Regions from separate parts of the Homo sapiens genome. Here region 2 is linked to region 1. Evidence: chromatin loops called from intact Hi-C (ENCODE). Cell type or tissue: IMR-90. All regions are shown on one strand. Each heading gives the region's core, and the rest is flanking DNA. Links, peaks and the distances in the headings are about the cores only.

Region 1 (2,920 bases), core at 222-2,721:
CACTGCCACTACCACTGCACTCCAGCCTGGGCGACAGAGCGAGACTCTGTCTCAAAAAAATAAACGTTTACATGAGCCACATATGGACTCATGTCCCACTGCATGACTTCAAAGCCCAACCCTACTATGTACATAAATGTCTGTGAGTTACTCTAGACCTCAATTTTTTGATCTCTAAAACAGAAACAATAGTACCCACCCTGACAGGGTGGTTGTGAGGATTCACTGAAAATGAACAAAAAGTGCTTCACACAATGCTTGGCGCATATCAAAGGCATAAGCACTAGCTATTTTAACTTTTAACTGTTTAAACTCTCTGAAATGAAATAATCCAAAGGTTCCAAATCCAAATCTGATAGGAAATGAAGATTCCAAAAGAAGGGCCAAAAGTTATTTATTGGGTCTTCATATGGGTAGAAAAGCACAAAACAATACTGCACAAACTAATTTCCTTTGTTAAGATGGAACTCTGGGTGACCATCTTACATAAGGGTAACCACGCATTGCCTGAATACCCAAATGAAAAAAAAAAAAAAGTATCACGGGCGTATTCTACTTTTATGTAGCTGATTATGTGTCCCAACACCAAAAAACTAAAAATTACTACTTTTAAAACCTCAAAATTTCACTGCTTAGAACATATAAAAGATACATTTATATACTAACATTTCAAACATAAATTTTCTAGTGGAATGAAGTTTAATGCAAAATGTAGGGAAAAAATTGGACACCCTTTATATGCTGATAAACTTAATTAGAATTTAGTTCATTCTAAACTAAATCTAACAAACTTCTTAGGTAGGCAGTGTCTTATTTTCACATTTTTGAAAGCTCTGAAATGGGTAAGATGACAAACAGACAAAAAGCAGAATACTAGAATGATCAGTTAAGGTGAACACTACAGTCATAAGTTGGTACAGGCTTCAATTAAGTGGTGTGAACCACTTACACACTGAGAGCTTAGGCAGCGTATGTTAAAAAGTTTCCTGGTTTTTTTTTTTTTTGCTTTAAAAAAAAAAAAAAAAACAAAAACGATTCTTTATTACGCCACACTACTTTGTGCCTCTCCGAATTTCTTACCTAAAATATTTTTGCTAAATAGAATTTGAAGCTTTTGAAAAAGGAACATTCTTTTTGTTATTTTAAGAAGCCTTTTAAATGACAATATTATATACTGGTAAAAACCAACTTAATCTGTATTTCACACACCCAAACCCCAAATACCACCTATGTAGATGATGAATGGAGATTTGACATTTAAAGTGGGTGCACTGACATATAATACAAGTTTTTTGTATATTTAATCCATAATTTCTGATTGACTCATTTTTAAAAGTATTTTAAAAATAAGCAATTGGCAATGTAACAAGGATACAATCCAATGTGTTCACAGATTGGTTACCTGTGAGACTGGTGCTTTAACATGGGGTGGAATTCCAGAGGAAGAAACAGTACCACTAGGAGGCAGGTTTTTACTGGTCACTGAAGCCCAGGAGAAAGCCTGCAGGAAATGCAACAAACCTAGACTACTAATCATGGAAAACCACCAACATTCCTATAGGGAAACTTCCAAATATATATTTTCTTTTCATTTCTAAACTATTGCTCTATATTGGAAGACTCCTAAAAGAAAGGCACACACACACATGCCAGTCTATGTGCCAGCTTTCAAAATCTCATTATGCAAGCTTATTTATAACTTTTGTCTGACTACTAAGTAAAACCATAAGCAAGTTCCTACGTACTCTAAGTAGATGAGCAAGTGGCAAACAAAACCACTAACAAACATGCTAGAAAAACCTGAACCTAATAGAAACAATTTATTTCCCCTTTGGGGGTAAGATAGGGTGTGTGATGGTGTTAACGGGAGAGGGAAGGATAGGAAAGAAGAGAGTATTAGCTGGAAACTCTGACATTCACAAATTGAACAAAGAATCTCCTCCTATCACCACTCAAATATACTTTAACCTTTGACTTTGAAGAAAGATAAAAGAAGTTTCAGGTAGGCTTACATGATACACTAAGGATGTCACTCATCTTTCCAAGATAGTTTAATTGGTGTAGAAAGGAAACTGATCCCATTTAAACCACAAACAACAGGTATCTCTTCTTTTAATTATAGACCAACTTGTTTAAGTTGGGAAACTGCATGATTCCTGGTGCATCTGTGCTCAGAGAATTTAATACAGAATGAAAGAACAACTGACAGCTCTATACATGGATCCAAATAATTTCATATAAGTTACTAAACAATGCATACAGACAAGGATTCATCTTAAGTTATAAGTTTCACTCTTAGAGGGGTATTTTGCGGGGCAGGGAAACAATAACATTTTCTCAGGTAACAAACAAACCCCACAGCTTCTTTCATATACATAAAATAATTTACTAAACAATTTAACATAATAGAAAAAGGTCATACTTCATTAACAGCACCAAATTTGAACATGTGATGTTGTAAGTCTAAAGAGTTCTTTGATCTAACCTTTGGTGGTTCTTGTGGCAGAGAAACAGGTTCTGCCGGAGGAGGAGTAGTAGATTTCTCCTCTAGTTCTTCTAAGTTCTTCTCCTCCACTTGTGGTTTCAGCTCTTCAGTCTTTGTTTCAGATTCTGGCTCAGGTTCAGGTTCATGAGAGGATTCTTCCAAAGGCTCCTCTATGCCATTACTACAATAAAATATTTAGTTCACTTTTTAGTAGGAGTTCAAGTAAGAAAAAATTCAATTTCTCTCTAATCCAATGGGTGTAACTAGTTATATGCCAATAACTTGTTCTAGATCTACAAAGTATTCAAAGCAAAATTCCAAAAAGAGCTATAAGACAGAAGGAATAATACTCTCAAGTAGCAGTTCTTTAATCCCACCATTTCAAAACTGAATTACTAAGAATGTTTACTTTAGTGCTAACTATAAACCTTATCT
Region 2 (2,920 bases), core at 158-2,657, 320 kb after region 1:
TACTTGATTCAGCTTAAAATAAAGAATAAATCCTTTTGAGTATGCTTTATACATGTGCATGAACTAAGATCTGAAGAACAAATTCAAAGAGTGGTGGGATTTTTGTTCATTTTTTCTTAATTAAAAGTTGTTTTATGTTATTTCTCTAATAAATAATTTTAAAAACTAGATAAAAACTGCTAGGCTCTATATAGTTATCCTTCAAGACTGTCGAGAATTTCTACATCCCCTATAAGAAAAGTGACATTGCAGTTCTTCTAACAGACAAAAGTCAAACATTGACCTTAAATTTCTTTTAGCAGTGCCGAAGCCCAACGGAAGTCAAGAATCACAGGAGAAAACAGTAAAAAACCACTGAGGCTATCATTTATTACATAGCAATTTAAAAACTCATAATTCTATTGACTCTTTTAAAGTTCAGATGACCCAGGAAAGCAGTATAGGAACAAAGAAAGCATCACTTAACATAAACTGCATGCCTGCACATCACTGCATGCCTGGTGTGCAGGCATGCAGTTTATGCTGAGTGATGCTTACTTCTAACTGCATGCCTGGTGTGCAGGCATGCAGTTTATGCTGAGTGATGCTTTCTTCTAACTGCATGCAGAAGCAGACCATCCACAGACAGAGCTTACACACAGCCCTATAGGTGCTCACCTTGGTGACCTTAGAGAAACATGCAGTTGTGATAACATTGACAGTTTTTGCATCATTCCTGGGGGAAGACAATGAATGCTTTGAAGTAAATTTTCATTCTACTGTATTTCATAGCACAGACAATGGCACAAAATAAATGATATAACAAATGTTTGTGACGTACTAGAATTCCCAGTTGTAATATTTTAAAAAGATACGAGTTGCTAAATTACTTAACCACAGGTAAAACATTTCATCAGATTTTAGCCCAGACTTACGACAAAATTTGCAGCCATTAAGACAGACTATTTAAAGAATTTTTAATGACGTAGGAAGCTAGTCAAGTGCAAAAAAAAAAAAAAAAAACAACAACTGAGAAGATCGGGGACAGTGGCTCATTCCTGTAATCCCAGCACTTTGGAGGGCCAAGGCAGGCAGATCACTGGAGGCCAAGAGTTCCGGTCCAGCCTGATCAACATAGTGAAACCCCATCTCTACACAAAATACAAAAAATTAGCTGGGCATGTGCCTGTAATTCCAGCTACTTGGGAGGCTGAGGCACGAGAACTGCTTGAACCCAGGAGGCGGAGGTTGCAGTGAGCCAAGATCACACCATTGCACTCCAGCCTGGGCAACAGAGCAAGACTTTGTCTCAAAAAAACAAACAAACAAAAATAATCGAGAATTTAAAAACTATAATATATAGGCCGGGCGCAGTGGCTCACGCCTGTAATCCCAGCACTTTGGGAGGCCGAAGCGGGTGGATCACGATGTCAGGAGATTGAGACCATCCTGGCCAACATGGTGAAACCCCGTCTCTACTAAAATACAAAAAAAATTAGCCGAGCATGGTGGTGCATGCCTGTAGTCCCAGCTACTCGGGAGGCTGAGGCAGGGGAATCGCTGGAACCCAGGAGACAGAGGTTGCAGTGAGCCAAGATCATGCCACTGCACTCCAGCCTGGTGACAGAGCAAGACTTTCTCAAAAAAAATTAATAAATAAATAAAAATTAAAAAAAATAAAAACTGTAATACAGAAAAATTTCAACCATATTTAAAAATTCACATTAAACAAAAAAGACTGGGTGGAAATACCATAAATACTAACAGTAATTGATTAAAACCACTTTTTAAATTTCTCCAAATTTTCTGCTGTAATGAATATTACTTTTATAGTAAAAAAATGTTAGTCAATAAGAAAAGCAAAAGAAATGAGTTAGGGACACTGTATCAACAAACTGAAGTGTACGAAGCATGATATTTTATATAAATAGGATGAATTGACTTGAAAATCTTCAGAGCGGCAGAAGAGAGAGCACAGATTTTGGAGTCAGTTAGATCTGGGTCTGAATTTCAGCTCTGCCTCTTAATAGCTAAACTTTTACTAACTCTAAGAACTTCCATGTCATTACTTATAAAATGGGGATAATTCCAGATAAGCTACATCTTCTGTTCTCAAGTTGTTCTAAGTGAGGTCATGTCAAAGTGCCCGACCTCAGTAGCTGCTCAAGAAATGATAACCAATGTCATTAGTCATTTGAATTGCCTCTATTTTTACTTCCAACTTAAATCTATGACATAAGTATATTAAAGAGCTCAAGCTCAAGAAAAGTATTTGTATATGTGCTCTGTATTAATTACAAATGAAAAAAGAGTCTACTTCTCAAGAGACAAATATATATACACTACCAGATGTTCCTTCTGTAGAGTTCAATCATTACATCTAAAGACATCTTGGCTGCGGTTGCATTGCTATCTCTTAACATGGTGTACATGAAATTTTGCAATACCTGCAGAAAAGGAGGAGAAAGAAGACTTAATGCACTGATGGTACAATGCTGCAAACATGGAAGACAGAAGAGTACTTACTACATTCACTTTATTGTTCTTGTGTTTTGCATTTATATTCTTGATATCAGTCACAATATGTGTGTATAAAGTCTGAGGAAAAGAAACAAAAATATATACATTAAACCTAACCAACATTTTTAACCTTGCTAAATTTGGAGAACAGTATGAATGTACAGGATGACTTAATTTTACCTATTTTTCATTCTATCCCAAAAGAAACCCAAACCAAGCAAACAAACAAAAAAGCAACTACAAAGCAAAGCAAAGTTGTCCTCAAGAAGTTAAACATGGAGTTTAATGTAATACGGCACAATTCTCCTAGGTATATATCCTAGAAAATGAAAACATCAGTGTTCACACAAACATTCATAGCAGCCTTATTCATAGTGGCCAAAAAGTGGAAATAACTTAAATTTCCACTAACTGATGAATG

Evidence for each region. Hi-C counts contacts between places; a loop is a spot of excess contacts. Peaks named below come from ENCODE experiments on the same cell type or tissue, not always from the same donor. Only the 100,000 strongest peaks of a DNase experiment are listed, where the experiment ranks them.
Region 2: a loop joins it to region 1, with 3 times the contacts of the local background. A loop is called at or near these places in 2 of 110 quality-filtered maps.

Annotation. Positions count from the first base shown.
Region 1 is chr4:75,652,581-75,655,500 of GRCh38, forward strand. It overlaps G3BP2 (G3BP stress granule assembly factor 2), which reads right to left. Exons shown (of 12, transcript NM_203505.3): 7 at 2,486-2,666; 8 at 1,403-1,501. Among named protein-coding and RNA genes, the nearest start is that of G3BP2, 19 kb to the right of the region's middle. In IMR-90, for the core only: a CTCF peak has its summit at 1,467 (motif pointing right); no DNase peak of the experiment used is centred there.
Region 2 is chr4:75,973,419-75,976,338 of GRCh38, forward strand. It overlaps SDAD1 (SDA1 domain containing 1), which reads right to left. Exons shown (of 22, transcript NM_018115.4): 5 at 2,506-2,577; 6 at 2,326-2,426; 7 at 658-715. Among named protein-coding and RNA genes, the nearest start is that of SDAD1-AS1, 5.9 kb to the right of the region's middle. In IMR-90, for the core only: no CTCF peak of the experiment used is centred there; no DNase peak of the experiment used is centred there.